Linked DNA regions of Homo sapiens: region 2 is linked to region 1. Evidence: read pairs that join two places in POLR2A ChIA-PET (ENCODE). Cell type or tissue: HepG2. All regions are shown on one strand. Region 1 overlaps RCOR1 (REST corepressor 1). Region 2 overlaps TECPR2 (tectonin beta-propeller repeat containing 2).

What was found. Peaks named below come from ENCODE experiments on the same cell type or tissue, not always from the same donor. Only the 100,000 strongest peaks of a DNase experiment are listed, where the experiment ranks them.
Region 2: POLR2A ChIA-PET joins it to region 1 with 6 read pairs; 5 of 35 experiments call an interaction of 5 or more read pairs at or near these places.

Annotation. Positions count from the first base shown.
Region 1 is chr14:102,614,889-102,619,888 of GRCh38, forward strand. All of the region lies in intron 2 of RCOR1 (REST corepressor 1), which reads left to right. Among named protein-coding and RNA genes, the nearest start is that of RCOR1, 25 kb to the left of the region's middle. In HepG2, no CTCF peak of the experiment used is centred here; a DNase peak (open chromatin) is centred at 2,083.
Region 2 is chr14:102,501,971-102,506,970 of GRCh38, forward strand. It overlaps TECPR2 (tectonin beta-propeller repeat containing 2), which reads left to right. Exons shown (of 20, transcript NM_014844.5): 20 at 1-507. It overlaps ANKRD9 (ankyrin repeat domain 9), which reads right to left. Exons shown (of 4, transcript NM_152326.4): 4 at 1-5,000. The coding sequence ends at 4,966. Among named protein-coding and RNA genes, the nearest start is that of ANKRD9, 5.3 kb to the right of the region's middle. In HepG2, no CTCF peak of the experiment used is centred here; no DNase peak of the experiment used is centred here.

The sequences.
Region 1 (5,000 bases):
TGGCGTGATCTCGGCTCACTGCAAGCTCCACCTCCCGGGTTCATACCATTCTCCTGCCTCAGCCTCCCGAGTAGCTGGGAGTACAGGCACGTGCCACCATGCCCAGCTAATTTTTTGTATTTTTAGTAGAGACGGGGTTTCACCATGTTGGCCAGGATGGTCTCGATCTCTTGACCTCGTGATGTGCCCGCCTTGGCCTCCCAAAGTGCTGGGATTACAGGCGTGAGCCATAGTGCCCGGCCCCCCCGCCCCCACCTTTTTTTGAGACAGAGTCTTATTCTCACCCAGCCTGGAGTGCAGTGTTAACGATCTTGGCTCACTGCAACCTCTTCCTCCTGGGCTCAAGTGATTCTTCTGCTTCAGCCTCCCAAGTAGCTGGAACTACAGGTGTATGTCGTCATGCCTGGCTAAATTTTTTTTTTTAATATTTTTTAGTAGAGACGGGGTTTCACCATGTTGTCCCAGCTGGTCTCGAACCCCTGGGCTCAAGCAATCCACCCATCGTGGCCTCCTGCAGTGCTGGGGTTATAGGCATGAGCCACCTTGGCCTGCATAATTCTTTTTTTTTTTTTTTTTTGAGATGGAGTTTCGCTCTTGTCGCTCAGGCTGGAGTGCAATGGTGCGATCTCGGCTCACCGCAACCTCCACCTCCTGGATTCAAGCAATTCTCCTGCCTCAGCCTCCCAAGTAGCTGGGATTACAGGTGTGCACCACCATGCCTAGCTAATTTTGTATTTTTAGTAGAGACAGGGTTTCTCCATGTTGGTCAGGCTGGTCTCCAACTCCCGACCTCAGATTATCTGCCCAACCTTGGCCTCCCAAAGTGCTGGTATTACAGGTGTGAGCCACCACGCCTGGCCATTAATTCTTTTTTAAGAAAGAGTTTCATTGCTATTAAACAAGTTTGAAAATCACAGTTTCTGCTTGAGTAGAAAATACAAACTTGGGTTTCTACCACTACACTTTCACAACATGCTTTTGACTCCAGATTTGAGGGGGGATTTCTCCCCAACAGGAGGTAGGCCATCAGTTCTGCAGTGGGCAGCAGCTGGGCATCCTCTAATTGAATTCAGTTCTGACACTGTCTACACTACCCGCTTAGAGATGGATGGTGACACATCACACAGGTTGAGGACTCAGTCCTATCTTTGATAGTGAACGTAAACCTTCATTTATTTTGTCTGTGGTTCTGACCAGCCAGCTGCAAATTTCAAGAGTTCCTGCAGATACCTCCTTGACTTCAATTACTTTGCTAGAGTAACTTACAGAACTCAGGGAAATGTGTTTATCCATTTATTACAAAAGATACATGTGTATATGTGTGTGTGTGTGTGTGTGTGTGTGTGTGTGTGTGTGTGTGTATGTGTGTGTGTGTATATATATATTTAAATTTTATTTGAGTTAGGGTCTTTCCCCAGTTGCCAAGGCTGGAGTGCAGTGGTGCGATCACAGCTCACTGCAGCTTCAACTTCTTGGACTCAGGCTATCCTCCCATCTCAGCCTCCTGAGTAGGTGAAACTATATACACACAGCACCATGCCCAGCTAATTAAATTTTTTTTTGGTAGAGATGGGGTCTTGCTGTATTGCCCAGGCTGGTCTTGAACTCCTGGGCTCAAGCAGTCCTCCGGCCTTGGATTCCCAAAGTGCTGCAATTACAGGTGTGAGTCATCATGTTTGGCCTACAAAGGATATTTGGAAGGATGCAAATAAACAGTCAGGTGAAGAGATACATATAGGGCCAGGATTGAAATGGTCCCTAGCACTGGCACTTCTGTCTTCTTGGAGTTGGGATGGGCCACCCTCCCCTCACATGGCTGTGCTTCTCTTTACTCCTGCAATCCCCCATGTGTTTGGCTCCCTACAAGCCATGTTCAGCTCCCTGCAAGCTCTCTGAACCCAATCCTTTCAGGTTTTTATGAAGGCCTCATTACGTAGGGATGACTGATTAAATCTTTTGGCCATTGGTGATGAATTAAAAGTTCAGTCCCTCTCCCCTCCTTGGAGGTTGAGGTGGGAGTTGAAACCATTTGTCATCCTAAGCTAACAAACGGTTGCCAGCTATTGGTCAACTCATTGGCATACAAAAAGACACATTACTTTGAAGATACCGAGGATTTTAGGAGTTGAAGGGCCAGGAAACAGGAAGGCCAAATATATATTTCACAATATCACAATATGTTATTAAGAGCAAATAGTGATAGAAAAGTGAAAGTGATGATAGCAGAAATGTAAAGTGTAGGTTCTATAAACAGTGCAGATGAGAACAAAGCTAACAGTTATCAGGCAGTCTAAATGCATGCAGTTTTTTACCTTAGACACATTCGTTCGTTGACTGTTTAATTGTAAAGAAAAATCAATTTAAGAACATGTATGAAATTGCATTTATACTCTGGAAAAATGAGATGTAAGTAGGTATTTTGTATTTTTTAGCGTTTCAAGAGCATAATTCCCCTTATGGTATGTCTGTTGCCTTGCTTTCACACATTCCACTTGTGTACATGTTTTTGGGAACTCATTATGTAAGAAAGTAATGGACTTCTTACACTTCTGTTAGGTAAAACCATAGTAATTGGCTGGGCATGATGGCATGGGGTGGGAGGATCACTTGAGGACAAGAGTTTGAGCTTGCAGTACACTGATCTTTGCTGTGAATAGTCACTGCACTCCAGCCGGGGCAACGAAGACACTGTCTCTTTCTTTTTTTTTTTTTTTTTTTTTTGATGGAGTCTTGCTCTGTCGCCCAGGCTGGAGTGCAGTGGCACAGACTTGGCTCACTGCAACCTCCACTTCCCAGGTTCAAGGGATTCTCCTGCCTCAGGCTCCCAAGTAGCTGGGACTACAGGTGCCTGCCACCATACCTGGCTAATTTTTGTATTTTTAGTAGAGACGGGGTTTCACCATATTGGCCAGACTGGTCTCGAACTCCTGACCTTGTGATCTGCCTGCCTCGGCTTCCCACAGTCCTGGGATTACAGGCGTGAGCCACCGTGCCTGGCCCAAGACTCTATCTCAAATAAAAAAGAACACAGTAATTTTTCTCTTTTATGGGATACTACACTTACATAAGTTTCTTTTTTTTTTCTTTTTTTTTTTTTTTTGTGAGACAGAGTCTTGCTTTTCCCCTGCCAGGCTGGAGTGGAGTGGCATGATCTCAGTCACTGCAACCTCCGCTTCCTGGGTTCAAGTGATTCCCGTGCCTCAGCCTCCTGAGTAGCTGGGATTACAGGCGTGCCCCACCACGTCTGGCTAATTTTTGTATTTTTAGTAGAGATGGGGTCTCACCATGTTTTCCCAGGCTGTTCTCAAACTCCTGAGCTCAGGTGGATCCCCCCTGCCTCGGCCTCCCAAAGTGTTGGGATTACAGTCGTGAGCCACTGTGCCTGTCTGGGATGTTTGCCATATTTGTTTCATCAGTATATATTTCTTTGCTTGGGTTGAGTACAGGGACTGATGCCTGTAATCCCAGCACTTAGGGAGGCCGAGGTGGGAGGATTACTGGAACCCAGGAAGTTGAGGCTGCAGACCAACCTAGGCAACAGAGTGAGACCATGTCTTCAGGGGGAAAAAAAAAGCGCTGGGCATGGGCATATACCTATAGTCTCAGCTACTCTGGAGGATGAGGTGAGAGGATCGCTTGAGCCCAGGAATTTGAGGCTGCCATGAGCCGTCATCATGCCCATGCCAATGTACTCCAGCCTGGGCAAGAAAGTCGACCCTGTCTCAAAACTAAACTAAACAAATTTCTCTGGCTGAAGTTTAGTAATTTGCTTTTAAGTGACGTTTGTACATTTTAGAAAATAACTTTGTATATTAGACATCATTTATGGTACTTACCGTTTTCCATGGTCATAAAATACCTAGTCTAGTGTGATAAATGCCAGGTGATAGAGGTATGCCTGGGGCATAAACCTAGGGGCTTGGTGGGATGGGGTGAGATGGTTGAAATAGTATGTAGAAGGAAAGGCTTTCCAGAGTTTACTCTTAGGGTGGCTCTTGAAGGGCAAGTGAAGGAAAGACATTTCAGGCTGAGGGAAGACACGTTTAGATGGAGTCCTGTGGATGGAGAGTGCTGGACTTGTTTGCGAAGTCAGGAGTAGTTTGATATGATCAGATGCTTAGGGAGGTGATTGGTAAAGTGGTGGAAGGTGAGATTGTGGAACAGGTAGGCATGGACCCTATCACAAGCGTCCTGGCTTGTGTATCTAGCTAAAGGATCTGTCTGTCTGTCTGTCTGTCTTTATATTTTTTGAGACGGAGTTTCGCTCTTGTTGCCCAGGCTGGAGTGCAATGATGCAATCTTGGTTCATTGCAACCTCCGCCTCCCAGGTTCAAGTGATTCTCCTGCCTTAGCCTTCTAAGTAGCTGGGATTGCAGGCGTGCACTACACGCCCAGCTAACTTTTTATTTTTAGTAGAGTTGGGGTTTCACCATGTTGGTTAGGCTGGTCTTGAACTCCTAACCTCAGGTGATTCACCTCCCTCAGCCTCCCAAAATGCTGAGATTACAGATGTGAGCCACCCCACCTGGCCCATGCCTCTATCTATCTATCTGTCTGTCTGTCTATCTATCTATTCTATCTAATCTTTTTTTTTTTTTTTTTTTTTTTTGGAGTCAGGTTCTTGCTCTGTTGCCCAGGCTGGACTGTAGTGGCGTGATCTTGCCTCACTGCAGCCTCTGCCTCCCGGGTTCAAGCGATCTTCCTGCCTCAGCCTCCCTGGTAGCTGGGACTACAGATGTGTGCCACCATGCCTGGCAAGTTTTTATATTTTTGGTAGAGATGGGGTTTCACTATGTTGGCCAGGCTGATCTCAAACTCCTGACCTCAGGTGATCTGCCCACCTCAGCCTCCCAAAGTGCTGGGATTACATGCGTGAGCCACTGTGCCTGGCCTGTTAAGTATTACCATAAACTCTTCTCCTATCTGTCTTGTAAGTTATGTACACCTCATCTATGTTCTTGATGTAGCTTGTTACTTAGTCTGTTATAGTAATAATCTCT
Region 2 (5,000 bases), 110 kb before region 1:
CCACTTCTGTCCTCAAGAACAAGTCCTAGGTCAAGGGAAACAGCACAGCCTGTTTATAATTAGGAAACACTTAAAACAGCCTGGCATTTGGGAACAGCCATGTTAACGTGAGCAAATTCCTCTCATGAAATAGCCTGCAGCTATTAAGAAGCACGTGTGTGCAGGAAGCGGAGGCGCAGGACCTCACCGCGCCAGCGTGAAGTTCCCGGGCATGGTCATGAAAGCGTGGTTCTGTAAGAAATCAGAGGGAGAAAGGGAGAGAAGGGGGAGGGAGACAACCCAAACGTTGGAGGGTATTTGTTGTAAACTTCAAACTTTTGGCAGGTTTGAAATTTTTCATAACTCCGGGGAGGAGCAAGAGGGGTGAAAAGAAACAAGTTCTCTACTTGTGATCAGCAGCTGGTCATAGTGGTTGCCTGGAGTATATGCCTTTTTGTATCCTTTGAATTTCCAGCCATGTAAATGTATTATTTATTCCAAAAATAAAGCAGATTTACATTTTAAAAATTCAGTTGTCTCTAACTACTCTTTGTTATCAAGGCTGGTTGAGTCAAATATCACAAAGTAGACACCAATGACTTCTTAAAAATCATATTTACAAAGTACAATGGGGGAAATGCTTATACTACATTAAGGTTAAAAAAATACTAAATTGTGTAACTGATCTGGTTTCATATATATATAAATATACACAGAAAAAAATGTAATATATATCTGCACAGAAAAAAGCTGAAAGAAACATATGCCAGAATGCTAGCAGTGCTTGTATGCGTGCAGATGACGCACTCAGTCAGCGCCTTTACTTGTACGTGAGCGCTTAGGGGCCCTGTCTCTGGGGACCATGTGGGGCGGTGGGGCGCTTGAGACAGTGTTTCCCTGCATCGTGGCCGGACCTCTCTACTCAATCCCCAGTGTTCTACAGTGAACATGAATTTTATAAGCAGAAAGAAATTACTTTTAAGAGCCAGGCGCAGTGGCTCACACTTGTAACCCCAGCACTTTGGGAGGCTGAGGCGGGCGGATCACAAGGTCAGGAGTTCGAGACCTGCCTGGCCAACATGCTGAAACCCAGTCTCTACTACAAATACAAAAATTAGCCGGGCGTGGTGGCCAGCGCCTGTAATCCCAGCTACTCCAGAGGCTGAGGCAGGAGAATCGCTTGAACCCAGGAGGCGGAAGTTACAGTGAGCTGAGACCACACCATTGCACTCCAGTCTGGATGACAGAGCAAGACTACATCTCAAATAAATAAATAAATACATAAATAAATAAATTACTTTTAAGAATCACCAATAGAAATCTGTCTTTCCATCTTTTTTTTTTTTTTTTTTGAGATGGAGTCTTGCTCTGTCGCCCAGGCTGGAGTGCAATGGCGCAATCTTGGCTCACTGCAACCTCCGCCTCCTGGGTTCAAGCAATTCTCCTGCCTCAGCCTCCTGAGTAGCTGGGAGTACAGGTGCCTGCCACCACGCCTGGCTAATTTTTTTATTTTTAGTAGAGACGGGGTTTCATCATGTTGGTCAGGCTGGTCTCGAACTCCTGACCTCATGATCCACCCACCTTGGCCTCCCAAAGTGCTGGGATTACAGGTGTGAGCCACCGCGCCCAGCCTTTCCTTCCATCTTGATTGCAGTGGTGATTACACACATGTAGACATTCATCAGAACTCATCAAAGTATACACTTAAGTCTGTGCATTTTATTACATGTAAGTAACACCTCAATCTGAAAAGTATCAGGGCAACACCACACACTGCAGAGGGGCAGGGCTCCTCCGGCAGTTACTCACTTCCCTTGAAACAGAAGCTCAAACATGGAGTAGTCTTCTGTGACTAAACTTGTTTTCCGCCCTCCCAACTTCCAGGAAGAACCTTCTTCTGAATAGGATTTGAGGTAACTTAGGAAACTGCTCTCAATACGGAATTTTAAAGTTGGTGAGGAAGTCGACAGAAGGGGAAGTCACAGTAGGAAAATCAAGGTACTATCAGGATGAAGTCAGCACGCAGAGCAAGGCCAGCGAGGCCCAGGCGCCAGGCCTTGGTCCCTGCCCACCTCACCCAGGCCAGCCAGACAGCACGGACTGCCCTACAAGGTCACCTCAGAGAGATGGGGGTGTTCTCTCACTGCTGGCTTTTGATGAGCCCAGGAGGGCTCAGCCTTCACTATCCTCCCTAACAGGCATTTGGGGTGCAGAGATGCTGACGCCTGAATAAGGTTGGGATTCGGGGCCCTTGGGAACACTGGGCACCTGGTGGGTGGGTGGAGGGGCAGGACCGGCTGCAGCCATGTTTCCCTTAGAAACAGACTGCTGGAATTAACGAACTAAACAAATGAACCAAGGTGCTTCACCCCCCAAAAAAGTGAGTTTTGTTCTGCGTGGAGCGATTGCCTTTGGGAAGCCACCAAGGCCACCTGCCAACAGGCAAATGCTGTGCTGCCGTCTGCCTGGCTGACTCCGGCCCTCCCAGTCCTGCAAGCTCATGGCCAGGACGATAACGATGACAGGGGCAACACCATGGTCCTCGCTGCCCTTCCTGGGGCAGGAGGGCCCAGAAGACTGATAAGCTAAACCCAGGGCCTCCCTCGGCTGCTTATCTGCCCAGCACCTTTCCTCTAGGTCCTCTCCTCCCACCAGTACAGGGGTCTGGGAGGGGGTTGCAGGGGGTCCTGAACCACAGATCCCTGGAGACTCAGTGGGAGCAGCTGTACTAGGAATCAGGCACCACTCCGCTGCTGTAAGTCTTCGTGAGAGCCACTGGCCAGCTTCCTCTGACTTCCCTGTCCCCTCACCCAAATCGATGACATCAGGAGCTAATGGCCCAGGCTGCCCTCCTGCTGCAGTGCCCATAATTCTTCCGGCAGGCCCCGCCCTGCACTCCACGACCAGCCTGGGTTCTTCATCCTGGTAACCTGACAATGGATTTCGTGGGGCCCACTCTCAGTGCCCGCCAGCCTGTGTCCTGCCTGGCCAGGCAATGAGTACCGGCGGCAGGCAGCTGCCTCACCCCTGCATGACCCCCCCAGCCCAGGGGACTCAATGGCGCTGTCATCAAAGGGGCAGCTGTAGATCTAGGAGGGACGTGGAGGGGGCTAGCCCTGGGCCTCTGGCATTGTGGAGGCTGACCTATAGAGAACAGAGCTGGAGCTGGGGAGACATGAAGTCTGCACATCTAGACCCCAGTGAGGAGCCCAGGCTTTCTAGGCACAAGCCCCATGGGCTCCCCGGGCCCAGCCCCTAAGAACCACGGCAGCTGCGCCAGGCCACTCCTGTCTCCACTTCCATACCCTCCAAAGGAGAGGCACCTCCCCCCCCCATGGCATCTCCAATCTGAGGACCTGCCACCTCCCAGAGGACCGGAGGCCCTGATGCCCCAAGAATTGGGCTTGGAAAGATGTTAATATCCACTGCCCCAAGTGCCAAGGTTCAGAGGCACTGGTCCAGGACACACAGCAGCGGGGAAGTGGAACCCTCACTCCAGCCTGCAGTCTGGGCTCTGTCACTGTGCTGTCTCTCCATCCTTCCCTCCCCACAACCAGGGCTGTAGGCCCACCTAACACACCACACACTTCCCAGAAACAGGAGTCACATCCTTTTCAGGGCTGGTAGGGTGGCTGAAGATGGCCCAAAACCTCCTGAATGGAAAAACCTTGATGGGGAGACTGAGGGCCAAGGCAGAGGTTTGTCCAAGGTCACCCCCAGAGTGGCGGATCCAGGACCCTGGGCAAGATCTTCCTACTGTCCAGGCCTCTCCCCCACCTCTCTTGTGTGGCCCAGCACCCTGGACTCCTCCATGCCCAGGTGTGCTCCCCCCAGGCACGCTGGGGGCAGGGTGGGCAGCAGGTGCCCCCCACCAGGATAGTGGTTCTTCCTCCTGCAGACCTTCAGCCCTCTGCTCCTGGCAGGACACTGTGGCCCTCCTGCCCACGTTGGTGCGGGTTGAATTTGACGGCCCAGCAGAATTCCCAGGCAGGGCAGCCTGGCTATCCTCCCTGGTGTCTCGGCTCTGAGAGCGGAGACCCAGCCTCCCAGCCTGGAGTTGTGGTGAATTCGCAAACAAGTCTCCATCTCCAGAACCTTCCTGAAGAAAACAGCTCTCCAGGCTGGGGCAAGAAGCCTGTCCCTACAGTGATACAACCACCCCTCAATAACCCCGGGCACCACCTGGCACCCACTGGGGGCCACCAGGGAGCCCACCAAGCCCACTCCGGGCTTGGACAGAGGGCAGGCCTGGAGGAAGGCACATCCAACCCCACTGACCGGCATGCACCTGGGGCCAGGGGCCTGCTGCCACTGCAGAGGTGAGAAGCAGGAGCAGCAAGACCTGGTGCCCATTAGTCATGGGGGAAAAGCAAAAGGGGGAGACAGGGACAAATCCAGGCCTGGGTGGGCTGCCTGTCAGGGGGAGTGATATCCAAGGAGGAACTGGTGGTCAGAGTGGGGTGGGGGATACCCGGTACAATTTGTTCATGCCTCAACACCAGCCACCGCGGGCCTGCCAGCCCTGTGTGCCCTCCCTGGCCCGGAGTCCACAGGGTGCAAAAGGCTGACCGCACAGGACCTCCCGTGAGAACCCTACGCTGCAGAGCTCGTTCTCTTGGCTTCCAGGCCTTTTTATACGCTGTCCTGCTGCTTGGACATGCCAGTCCCCACCCCTGCACCTACCGAGCTCCTGCGGCACTCAGCTGTCACCCATCTGGGACGCACACCTGTCCGAGGCTCTAGATCAAGGTGGGAGGTTAGTCCTCACTCCCTTCAGGGGCTGGACAGCGAGCTGAAGGCCCGAGCCCAGCTGCACCCAGAAAACCTGCCACTTGGAACTCACCTGACCATCCAAGCCCAGCCCCCAGTGCATGCGACAGATGAGGCAGAGATTGTGCCGTACAGAGATCAATATATATAAAGTGCCGGTACAACGCTCTGAAAAATAGTTTTGTCCCAAAATCCAGCGCCTAGGGTGCTCCGGGCCTAGCCTTTGCCAGTGAGGTCCAACGGCTGCAGGA